Linked DNA regions of Mus musculus: region 2 is linked to region 1. A link is a loop called in an ENCODE intact Hi-C map of the cell type or tissue named here. Cell type or tissue: heart. All regions are shown on one strand. Each heading gives the region's core, and the rest is flanking DNA. Links, peaks and the distances in the headings are about the cores only.

Region 1 (7,693 bases), core at 1-5,000:
AAAGCTGCTCATTCAGTTACTGTCAGTGGAGCAGGTTTTACAGATTATGTGCAAACAAAAACCTTCCCTGATTATACTAATTTGTTCTCAAATATTTCTTTAATTTGAATTAATTATTATTAATGTTTGTTTTTAACAGACCTGTTCTAGTTATGGTTACTATTACTGGGATGAAACCCTGTAACCAAATGCATGTCCTGACTTCCATCATCAAAGGAAGGCAGGACAGGAACATGGAGGCAGGGGCTGATGCAGAGGCCATGGAAGGGAACCACTTACTGGCTTGCTCCTGTGGCCTGCTTTCATTTCACTTACATTTCCCATGAAAACCCAGCACAGAGTTGGCTCAGAGCGACAGCACTCAGTATAACTCTTCTTTATGTAGCATCTTGTTTTTGAGGAATTCTGGGTAGTTCTTTTGGGAAGACTTATAGAACCCAGGACCACCACCCAGGGATGGCCCCACCCACAGTGGTTTGTGGCCTCCCCCACTGATAACAATGAAAATGCCCCACAGGCTTGCGTGCACACAAGCCTGATCTTATGGAGGCATTTTCTCAGGTGAGATTCCCTCCTCTCAGATGACTATAGTTTGTGTCAAGCTGACATAAGCCTAGCCAGCATAACACACAGCACCTAAAATACTGTGGGGGTGCAGAGGCAAAGAAAACATTGTGCAATGCATAGCAGCTGTACATTCACTCACAGGCACTCACTCTGCAAGGAGAGCATTCTGTGATAGTTTATTATGTCCCCCACTTCCATTGCTTTCATTTCACTTACATTTCCCCATGAAAACCCAGCACAGAGTTGGCTCAGAGCGACAGCACTCAGTATAACTCTTCTTTATGTAGCATCTTGTTTTTGAGGAAGACTAAATTATCAAAAATGGTAGAAAGCTATTAAACTGTTATGGTGCAGAAAAGGGGCCGCTCTCTACCACCCTTAGGTTCTGAGGTTTCAGGGACCAATCACAATGATCTTAAGATCTACTCCAGGAGGGAGAGGTGGGGCCTGCCAGTGTCATGCCTGGGGCCTGAGCTGACCCCTGGACTTGACATGGGAAGGGGAGAGCCGGTTCCTGCACGAGTTCTCTGACTTCTCCGTAGGAGCTGCACAGCTTGGACCCGTGCTTATATAAAAATAAATGTATACACAAATCTCTAAAAGGCACTTTACGTACCGTAAATGCAGAGCTTCCATTTGCAGAGTTAGAAAACAGCTGAGCCTGGGCTAGAGAACCCTAGAGTTAAGATGGAAGGTACAGTACATGGGCTCTCCCCAGTCAGCACTGATGCCTGAAGGCAGGTAAAGGCTGTGAGCCCGCGGGAAGGATTATACGTAGTTGCCCCATAGGATGCATGTCTTGCACAATAATCTCAGCTAGAGTGGATCTCTCCATGCATAGCTCTGAAAATATGGTGGCCTCACTCCCACAAATGTGTGACTGCAGATCTTTATTGCATTGGTAGGATTACTTTACAGGAGAGTGACCATCCCTGGAAAACACACTCTTCAGTCCTAGGGTGCTTTTTAGCAAGGGTATGGATCCCTGGACTATATCTAGGGTGTCAACCCTTCCGTTAACATTTCCACTCAGATGGAGTAGAGGTGCCTTGCCCAGGTTGTATCCACCCTCTCTAGCTAATCTAATCAGTGAGAGCAGAGGCCAGGCCAGGCCAAGGCAAGTAATCCTCTGTCTGTCACCTCACGCTGAAATGCCTCCCTTCCTCACCCCACCAGGAAAGAAGGAAAAAAGGCACCAGGGTTTTGTTGTTTTGTTTGTCTGAATTAGTTCAGACTTTTTAAGAATAAGGCATATGGGCCTCTGTGTTTTCTTTAAGATGCTATAGAAGGTTTGGTAGTCAAGATTTGATGCTTGGTCCTAGCCAAAAAGTCAGTAAGGACGTATATAGTTCAGATGAATGGGTTGTTTAGAAATTAAAACACATGACAGACAAGTTATAAACAGCAAAACAGCCAACACTATGGGAATGGTTGAGGAAATAATAGTTATTTTTATATGCAACCAATAAAGTGCTAGCTGTGAGGAACTGGAAGATAAAGATAAAAAATCTAGTAAGGCCTGAGTCACTGCTGTACCGTCAATCTCAACAGTAGGGAGGCAGCAGGTCTGGCGTGAGTTTCAGGCCAGTCAGGATTCCATACTGAGACAGACATACTTAAACCCACGAAACAAAACAGTCTACTAGGGCCAGGCATGGTATGCACTGAGGAAAGCTGAGGCAGGAGGGTCACAAATGTAAAACTAGCATGGGTTAGGTAGTCAGAACTAGTTATGCAGGAGAGGATGCTGCTGCTAGAGCTGGTAGAGCACTTGCTTAGCATCTAGAGAGTCCTGGGTTCAACTCCCAGCGCCGCCTGTAATCTCAGGACTGTGGAGGTAGAAGGAGCAGAGAGTCAAGGCCAGCCTCGCCTACATGAAACCCTATCTCCTAAAAACCAGACAGAATGAACAGCCTAGGCAATATAGAGGAGTTAATATTTCCTGCTTCTGTGCCAAGGTGTGATTTTAGAAAAAGCAGTGTCAGGAAAACGAACTTTAAAGGATTAATTTACATTAATAGCCCTTTCTATAATGTATCATTCAAAATCAGCTGATTTTGTGGCTGTTAGTTCCACAGAAAGTGCTTAGTTTGCTTCTGTTCTCCGTGATTTGTGTATTAGAAATGAGCCAGAATGCGACTTTTGGTAGAGATGTTAGAAGTTGAGAAAATAGACTTCTCTTGCTAGAAACAGTAGGATACCTAAGTCAGCTCTCTTCTCTCCTGTTCCAGGGCATCTGTTATGCACCTTAAGCTGTACTGGAAACTCCAGAAGAAAGAGCGCCCTCTTGAGGTCAGCAGGGACACCCTGAGAACGCCTATGAGCCACGGAAAGGCCAACGGTGATGTGAAGGCCAGAGCCAGCTACATGAAACCCACCGTCCTTCCTTCAGCCTCCCTTGTCAAAGCATCGTCTAGAAAACCTTTTGGGATCCTTTCTCCAAATGTTCTGTGCAGTATGAGTGGGAAGAGCCCTGTGGAGAACAGCTTGAATGTTAAAGCCAAAAAGAACGTGCTGTCTGCAGCCGTGCACCAGAGTGAGGAGGGGCTGCCTGGGACCTGGGCTATTGTCAAACCTGGGAACACGAAGGAGAAAATTGCATTCTTTGCAGCCCACCAGTATAGCAATAGGATAGGCTCTATGAAAATTAAAAGTTCCTGGGATATCGATGGGAGAGCCACTAAAAGAAGGAAAAAATCAGGAGATCTTAAGAAAGCCAAGTTACAGCTAGAAATGATGAGAGAGATCAACAGCCAGTGCTACCAGTCTGAGCCGTTTGTGTGTGGCGTGGAGCACTGTTCTGTGCACTACATGAGTGACAGCGGGGACGGTGTCTGTGCTGCGAGGCCTCTGTCGGTGATACAGATGGTTGCCTTCCTTGAGCAGAAGGCCACTGCTCTGCTAGCTAGCTGCACAAAAAACTGCACAAATTCGCCTGCCATTGTGAAGATTTCTGGCCAGTCCCGAGGTATACCGCCTGCACCTGAGCCCTTCTCTGCTCCGGAAACTTGTGAAGAACCCAAGGAACAAGAAAATCCCGAGACTGGCAGATCCCAGGGTGAGCCAGTCCGTGTCCTTGACATGGTAGCCAGGTTGGAGTCTGAGTGCCTGAAGCACCAGGGCCAGCGGGAACCCGGGAGCTTGTCACGCAATAACAGTTTCCGTCGAAATGTAGGCAGGGTGTTGCTCACTAATGGTTCTCAGGCCAGCGACAAAAGTGAAGAGGGCTCTGCAGACACAGCCGACCCTCAGGAGAATCCCTTGCAGCCGGTATCTGTGGGTGAAGAACCCTCCGTAACTGAGCATCATTCTGTAGGGGAGCAGGCCTGGGATGGCACTTCTCAAAGCTGTCCCTCATTGCCAGCCACTGTGAGCTTCCACATGGACAGCACAGATCTAGAGCCGGGTCAGCAAACAGCTATGAAGAGCTGCAGCCGGGATGACGTAGAAATGGTGGAGGAATTTGATGAATTGCCTACAGATGCTGTCCGTCGCATAAGAAGAGAGCTTGTAACAGTCACAAAGCACAGTCCTGAGCAGAGGCAGGACCCGCTGTGCATCAGCATCACTGTGTGCACGGTAGAGAAAGACCGGCCGGCGGCTTTAGACTCCCTTGAGGAGCCTCTTCCCGGGATGCTCTTCTTTCTGTCATCTGGACAGGACCAGCAAGCGCACCCCCAGCTGAGGGAACACCCAGCACCAGAGGCCTCAGAGGCCAGTCAGCCTCAAGATGCTGCTGAGGGCAGCAGTGCAGGTGAGGAGAAAGATGCCTCTGTGGAGCCGCTCCTCCCAGCAGCCTCTCCGGGAGGGAGCACCTCGCAGGTGCTTGAGGCAGCCACGTGCAAGAAGCAGGTGTCACAGGACTTTCTGGAGACCAGGTTTAAGATCCAGCAGCTTCTGGAGCCTCAGCAGTACATGGCATGCCTGCCCCACCACATCATAGTGAAAATCTTCAGGTTACTCCCTACCCTGAGTTTAGCCATTCTTAAATGTACCTGTCGCTACTTCAAGTCCATCATTGAATACTACAACATCAGGCCAGCAGATTCTCGGTGGGTTCGAGACCCACGCTATAGGGAAGACCCTTGCAAGCAGTGCAAGAAAAAGTATGTGAAAGGGGATGTGTCCCTGTGCCGGTGGCACCCCAAACCCTATTGCCAGGCTTTGCCATATGGGCCTGGCTACTGGATGTGCTGCCACCAGTCTCAGAAGGGCTTTCCTGGCTGTAAGTTAGGCCTTCATGACAATCACTGGTTACCTGCCTGCCATAGCTTTAACCGGGCAATCCATAAGAAGACGAGAGGGAGTGAGACGGAAGAGGAGTACTGAAGTCCATGGGACAGGGAGGCAAGAGGACCGTGAAACACTTGGGCCAACCTCCAGGGCTGCGAGCTCCCCCGGCCCTTCCTGATCTCTGCTCAGCTCTGACTGCCATTGCTCAGGCATTTTAAACTGTTTCTCAGCTGTACAAGAATTTAGTTCCATGGTTTTGTATGGTGGTGCCTCACATTAAACCTATCCAGCTGTGAAGAACTCTTGCCTGTTTTCCTCCATCAAGGACATTCAGAGGTCACCAGGCAGTCTCCACAAGGGGATCCTGAGGTGGTCCAACACTGGCTCTGCACTTGGAGTGAGTGAGGAGGGAAGCACACGGTTGAGAATTATGCCTCAGAAAGAAAACCAGGCACCTTACCCTAGGCCTGTATGCTCGTTCCCGTGAGAGTGGTGACTGCAGACCGACATGCCCTGTGCTGTTTACAGTGTGTATAATGGTTGTGCTTGCACAGGGCTGTGAACGTGCACATTAAACCCGAGCGCCTTTACCTGTAGATGAGTGCTTTGGCCCCTCTGTAAATAACGTGATTAAAATTCAGTATTGTATATTATGAACAGCTGACTAAACATAATCACCACAGAATAAGACAATATCATATAATAGATTAAAATGTTGTGCATCCTTTTGTCTGGTTAAAAATTTTTTAAAAAAACTTCAATAAAAAAATAAACGTTTTAAATGAGGTCTGGTCTTAAAATAAGATTTTACTAACTTTATGAATGTTCATGTAAATTCAGGCAGTGTTGGAGGAGACCAGCCAAGGGTGTTGGACCCCCTGAAGCTGTGCTGGGAAGTGATCTGTGTGTTGTGCAGAGCAACAAGTTCTCTACTGCTGAGCCATTACAGCCCAAAGATGGATTTCGTGCACGTGCGTGTGCTTGCTCTTGAGTGTGCGCACACTAAGGTGGCAGAGCCACCACTGTGGTGGTCAAGTGGCAGGCAGTTGTGAGCCGTGCTATGAACTGGACCAGATTCCTGCCTACGTCATCTGGTCCAGATCCTTATGCATTAAGTTCTTATGCATTAAGTTGTAATTAAAAACAACAACTTGAGCGGGCGTGGTGGCGCACGCCTTTAATCCCAGCACTGGGGAGGCAGAGGCAGGCGGATTTCTGAGTTCGAGGCCAGCCTGGTCTACAGAGTGAGTTCCAGGACAGCCAGGGCTACACAGAGAAACCCTGTCTCGAAAAACAACAACAAAAAACCAAACAAAAACAAACCTTTGATGTGTGTGGGTATTTTGCCTGCATTTATGTCTGCATCACATGGTTACCTGCACCAACAGAGGCCAGAAGAGGGCATCAGCTCCCCTGGGAGTCTGAGCAGGTTTGTAAGTCCTCATGTGGTTGCTGGGAATTAAGCCCGAGTCCTCTGAAGAACAGCAGTGCTCTTAACTGCAGTCACCTCTCCAGCTCCCTTCTTAGGGCCCTTCTGTTAAAGTCTTGTTTGTGTTCAAGCCATTTGTGGTGACTCATGTCTGTGATCCCAGAGCTCTGAGGACAAGGCAAAAGAATTGCTGAGTTTGAGGCATGCCTGGGCTACAAGAGGAGACATGTCAAATGCACCCCAAAACAGGGTTTAGAAGAAGGGAGGTTAACTTTTTATATTACAAAATCATCTTTCCTTAAATGTAAGTTTAAAATCTTATCGGCTTTTAACATTTTGAGTTTTGTGCAGTGCCTGCTGTATTCCCTATAAAGTACTATTAAAGAGTTCCCACAGCTGTCCACCAGTCACTTAGAAGCCACTGGGAGTCTTCAGGCTTGAAGACAGAAAGCTGGAGCTTTGAAAACAAAATCCAAAAACACAGAAAAAAACCCTGTTATCGGCCTAAGTTGCTGGCAGGGAGGATGGACGACAAATGTGGACGACTGATGGGGAAGGGCAGTGGTTGCCTTGGAGGAGGGTACACATTTGGCCAGGACCGGCAGGGAGCAGAGTGGAGGATGGTATTTAGGTAGAGCCAGCTTGGCCTATGTTAAGCAGAGGGTCATGAGGCCAGTGGCTTCCGAACTGGAATCTAGTTTGAATTTTTAAGATTGTGTGTCTGTATACTAGTGCGTGCATTTGTCCTTGTAAGCCAGAAGAAGGTGTCAGATTCCCTACTTCTGGAATTACAAGCAGTTATGAGTGTTGAATGCCAAACTTGGGTCTGTGGCTCTTAACTGCTGAGCCATATCTCTGGTTTGGGTTTTTCTTTTATCCTTCACAGTAACGGCTGAGAGCAGGCTGAGACTGCAGTGACCCCATGCCAGCGAGGCCACCCTGACAAGTGGACCATGCTATGCTAGCCTGGAGACGCAAACTTGGTCTGACACAACGCAAGAGGCTGAGAACAGCTCATCTTCAACACATCTGCTGTTGGCTTGTGCCAAGCTGGCAATCTGAATGTCCTCTAAGTTTGTTGTGACTCATAACTGGGATAAGGCGATAACACACAGGACAACCAAGGGTGTGACGTTCCTCATGCACTGTGTGTTCAACCTTTGCTGCCTGTGGCTCTCCCACGTGGGTACACAAGACAAACAACTCTGGGTTTTCATGAGTCAGCATTGCTGACCTGGTTATCACGTGCTCTGCAGCTGTGTGAGAAGCTGGGCTGACAACAGGGCATAGGATGCCCCCAGTGCACTTGGCCTTACCTCAGAAACAGACGGCCTGCATTAACTGTGGCAGGACAAGCTTCCCAGTGCTCAACAGAGGCTTGACACCAGCCCCCACCCCCAACCCCGCCCCACCCCACCCCCACGCTGAACTCAGACTACCAGAATGTAATGCTGCTTTTGAGAC
Region 2 (5,000 bases), core at 1-5,000, 57 kb before region 1:
TGCCAGCACAGGCACACATGCCTTAGCCTTGCAGTTTGTTAAGATGCAACATTTGTTGCATTTATGTTTACATATTACATTTACATATAGTCTAGTTGCTTGACTTGGTTTGTGGTTTTTGGGAGCCGGTTTCACTGACTAGTTCAGAATGACCTGGAACTCATGGCAGTCCTCCGCTTGAACATCTCCATTGGTGTTCCCAAGCACCGCCCCACCTTTCTGTGCTGCTTCTGGGAGTTCCGTGTGTTAAAGGACTGGCACTTTGAAGACTAGCACAGACACTGTTGTTCTGAGACAACAATGGCTTACACATCAGTAGCGTGTTATCAAAAGTTCTTTCTGGTTCCCTGGGCTCTAGTGCCGTATCTGTGCTGTGGTTTAAAAAGCCAGGGCTTTGTTTTTCTTTTAAGAATTTGATACTGTATCTAGGGAGATGGCTAAGTGGGTAAAACTCTTGCAGAAGTCTTATGACCTAAGTGTTCCATCCCTGGAGCCTACACACGCACACACACACACACACACACACACACACACACACACACACACACAGGTATATTCAAAGCATTGTGCTGCTCATCCCAAACGTTGGTGGCTCCGTCAGAAAGGTGCTGAGAACCATCATCTACCTCTCCTTCCTGTCTGCTTCCTGGCTGTGGATGCCAGCTGCCATGTTCATGCCTGTTCATGCCTTCTCTGCTTCAAATTGTGAGCAACATACCCCCCCTTAATGAAAATATCTCCATTTACTAACTTTATATTTTATGAGTGCTTTGCCTGCATCTATGTCTGTGCGTCATATCTGCCTGGTGCCTTTGGAGGCCAGAAGGTGTCAGAGCCCCTGAAGCTGTAGTTACAGCAGGTTGTGAGAGGTCATGTGAGTGCTGGGAACCAAACCCAGGTCCTCTGTGAGAGCAGCCAGTGCTCTTAACCACTGAGCCATCTCTCCAGCGCTACAAGATAAGTCCTTAATTTCTTAAGATGCTTTTGTTAAGTATTTTGATCATGGAAATGAGAAAGGGATACAGCCCAGGAAACCCGGTACATGCTAAGTAGCCCAGAGTGGCTTTGAACTGCCACAACCTCTTGTCTCAGCCTTCCAAATTCAGGGATTACAAATGTGTACTACCATGCTTGGCTTAGTTTTATATTTTAAAATTGCAAATTTGTGTGTGTGTGTGTGTATGGAGGGTTTTTCACATACTCCAGCCCACGCATGTGTGTGTGTGTGTGTGTGTGTGTGTGTATGTATGTGTGTGTGTGTGTGTATGTATGTGTGTATGTGTGTGTGTATTTGTGTGTGTGTGTGTATGTGTATGTGTGTGTGGTGTGTGTGTGTGTGTGTGTGTGTGTGTCTGTATGGGTGGTATTCACATACTCCGGCCCACATGTAGAGGACATCTTTTCATCCTACCAGGTGGGTCGTAGGGATTGAACTCAGGGTGTCAGGTTTAGTGTCAGTACCTTCATCTGCTGCAGCATCTCACTGGTCCTATTTCTACATTTTGATTCTTTAAGACTTCACACACACGTTTCACAAGAGGTTTTTTATTTTCTGATGTGAGGCTGTTTAAAAAATTTTGTGTGTATAGCTATTTTGCCTGCACATGTGTGCACCAGATGTGTGTCTTGGATCCCCTGGGACTGAAGTAACAGATAATTGTGAGCCACCACGAGAGTGCTGAGAATTGAACCTGGGTACTTTAGAAGAGCAGCTAGTGCTCTTAAGTGCTGAGTCTTCTTGTTGTTGTTGTTTTTTTTTTTTTTTCTTTCACTGATAAGTTTACAAGGCTCTTGTAGATTAGCAGTTTAACTTTAAAGTTTATGTACTTTCTGGTAGGTACTTCTGCCATAATTTTATGGAAAATATATTCTTTTGTAAAAATTTTTTTTATGTGTATAGTGTTTTGTCTCCGTGCATGCAGTGTTTGTGGAGGCCAGAAAAAGACGTCTGATTCCATGAGGCTGCAGTTACAGACAAGTTTCGAACCACCTTGTGGTGTGCTGGGAATTGAATTCCCCTGGAAGAGCAGCCAGTGTTCTTAACAGAGAGGACCCGCGCCCTGCTCCCGCTGATCCCAAATTTGCTTTGCCATTGAGGGTGACCATGAACCTGTGGCGCACCTGACATCACCTCCCAAACTCTGGGATTACAGATATGAAGCAACATGCCCAGTGTGTAGGACATCAGGATCAAACCCAGGGCCATGGGCTTGCTAAATAGCTCATTTTAAAAATTTGAAATAGATGAGCCGGGTGTGGTGGCACACGCCTTTAATCCCAGCGCTCGGGAGGCAGAGGCAGGCGGATTTCTGAGTTCGAGACCAGCTTGGTCTACAAAGTGAGTTCCAGGACAGCCAGGGCTATACAGAGAAACTCTGTCTCCTAAATAAATAAATAAATAAATAAATAAATAAAATAAAATAAATAAAAATAAAAATTGAAATAGAACCATACGCTAGTGGTAGAACCAAGATTAGAACCCAGACATGTTGGATATCTAACAGGGTCAAACGTATTAAGGCTTCTGGAGCACCTGGGAGTGTTAATGAACTTGTCACTCTAACTGTGCTCTAGGGTTAGGGTCCTTGTTGTGCAGTGACACTCAAACTCCCCAATCTCCCGCCACACCAGGCTTGTAGGCGCTTGTCCTGGCAGCTCCCATCTCTCCCCACAGCGCTCGCGGCCGCCCGCAGGGGGCGCTGGCGCACGCAGGCTTTGCGGCCCCGCCCCCGGGCAACCGTCGATTGGGCCGGCGCGTGATGTCACGCCGGTTTAGCCAACAAATGGGTTTCGGGGCGAGCGTTGGGCTCCGCCGCTCAGCGCTGAGCTCCTGGTCCGCCTCAGTGTCGGGGAGCGAGTCAGGCCTGCCGCCGCCGCATCGGGCTGCCGCAGCCCCGGGCCAGGCCCTGGCCCGGCAGAAGCACAGGTGGGCCGGGCGAGGGCGCGGGGCTGCGGGGCGCGGGGCAGGTGGACACCGTGGCGGCTCCCGCTGCTCCCCGCGGCAGGGCCGAACGTTGGGGGCGGGGACCGCGGCTCGCCGTGCTCGGGGTGCCGCCGCCGCAGCGTCCTCCAGAGAGCCGTCCTCGCGGCCTGGCCCCGAGGTCGTGCGCCCGGCTGCTCCCTGGGCCCGGAGTCCGGCGACCCAAGCTAGGCCGCCGCGGGTGGGCTGCGTGCGGGGCGCGGGGCTCCGGGTGTCCCCGTGCAGGTGAGCGGCGCGTCTCCTCCACCCTCCCCGGGGGGCCCTGGCGTGCGAGCCTGCGGTGGTGAGGTCACAGTGCCGAGGCTCGGCGTGCGGGTGATGTCAGGGCTCTACCGAGACAGACCGTGATGTCACTGCAGGCCCCGAGTGGCGACCTTGGCGCGCGGAAGGGCTGGGAGGACCCGCGGGGAGAAAAAGGAAGTTCGGTCCTAGCAGATTTGAACCAAAATCTTGGGATCTCGGCTTCGTACAGTTTGGATGTAATAATTGTCAGGTGCTTAAACTTCATTTCGGAGAGCATCGGTAGTAGTACAGTTTAAGGACATTCGGTTTAGATATGAGGGATCTTGGGGGTTGGGCGTGGAAGGGGTATTAGGGTGTTCACTGTGCCTTCAGGAAGCTAAACTCAGTTTGATGGTTTGATGTAGCAGTTGCTGGGAAAGGGTGCGCGGGGGCTGAACCAACTGGAGGGCTGATAATTTAGTTGGCTTTATCTTTTTTTTTTTTTTTTTTGCCAGTGATCTGCTTGTTAGCGAATGACCAAGGCAAGCAGATCTTGAATGAACTTTGTCTTGCAAAGAAGGGGAGCTTGAATCAATCCAACATTTTTCTTAAATAATAATCCCCCGATGATGTAATTTATCCTGGTGTTTCTTGCCCCCCCCTCCCCCGTTTTATCAGGGACATTTGTTTTTTTCTGTGATTATAGCTCAGCAATAAGCCTCTGCTTTGCAGCCCACCCCCACCCCAAGACTAGGCTGTAACGTAATATAACACATCTGAGGACTACCTTTGGGGTCAGGCGACTTACATTTTGTCAGTAGTGCTTCCGAATGTGAAATGATAAATTTTAGCAGGTGATTTTGTGAATGTTGATTTTTCTCAGGCTTTGAAAAGATAGTAGACCTGCATAGAAGCACTGGCGCACTGGCGGTCAAGCACACATCTCTTGACTGCCCGTAGTGACACGAGGGCCCAGAAGCAGTTACATAGGACACTTCATACTAAGAGGGATGGAGGGGAAGAGTGGAACACAGTAGGCTGGCCATGCTGTCAATGAGAAGAGAGATGGCTAGCGCATGCCGGGAGCAGCCAGGTGAACTTTGGATCAGGAGATTAGTGTAGGTCGGTGGTACCAGGTGCTGTTCATCAGGACAGTAATCCCTAAGGCACGTCAGAGCTTTACAGCTGCCCTGCCCGGCAAGGAACCTGGATGACTTAAAGGCTCTGAAGGTCCTCACATTCTAGTGTCTAAGTAACCCAGGTGTGATCTAAGTCACAGTGGCCACCTCTCTAGAGATCTTAAACTTTGTCTAGATCTGTGTGGCTCAGTCTCCTTCAGAGAGACTCGGTGTGTGGGGGGGGTGGAGGAGGAGGAGAGAGCAAAACCACGAACACTAGCACAGTCTGTGAAGACATTCAGTATTCACCTATATTTCAAAGTATGTTGCTCTGGAGAGCTTTGGAGTCCAAACAGGCCCCACCCCGTCCCCAAGAAGTGGGCCATGATGGAGAGTTTTAGGGATGGGGCTTACCTCTAAGACCTGTAGAGCCTTTGGCTAACAAGTCCAGGTTGAAGAGATTTGTAGCGTGGCCTGTGTCCAGAAAAGCCACGGGAGTGGCTACTGCTTGGTTCTGTAGGAGCCCAGTCCGCAGTGCAGCATAGTTTGTCTGGAAAGCAGACTCTGAAGTCAGAGAGACTGGGGAACTGTAAGGTTTAACATGCGTGTGGGAGATTCTGTGCTAGGTGACAGTTCTAAGGAGCGGCTTATTTGTCAGTGCGTGTCCTACTCCCCCGGGA

What was found. Hi-C counts contacts between places; a loop is a spot of excess contacts. Peaks named below come from ENCODE experiments on the same cell type or tissue, not always from the same donor. Only the 100,000 strongest peaks of a DNase experiment are listed, where the experiment ranks them.
Region 2: it touches region 1 in a loop (5-fold over the local background); 18 of 42 quality-filtered maps call a loop at or near these places.

Annotation. Positions count from the first base shown.
Region 1 is chr14:47,526,377-47,534,069 of GRCm38, forward strand. Fbxo34 (F-box protein 34) reads left to right here. Exons shown (of 3, transcript NM_001146086.1): 3 at 2,799-5,586. The coding sequence starts at 2,809. The coding sequence ends at 4,896. Among named protein-coding and RNA genes, the nearest start is that of Gm35166, 22 kb to the left of the region's middle. In heart, for the core only: a CTCF peak has its summit at 2,855 (motif pointing left); a DNase peak (open chromatin) is centred at 2,855; H3K27ac peaks cover 296 bases.
Region 2 is chr14:47,469,792-47,474,791 of GRCm38, forward strand. It overlaps Fbxo34 (F-box protein 34), which reads left to right and starts at 2,770. Exons shown (of 3, transcript NM_001146086.1): 1 at 2,770-2,926. In heart, for the core only: no CTCF peak of the experiment used is centred there; DNase peaks (open chromatin) are centred at 2,760 and 3,260; H3K4me3 peaks cover 2,384 bases; H3K27ac peaks cover 1,491 bases.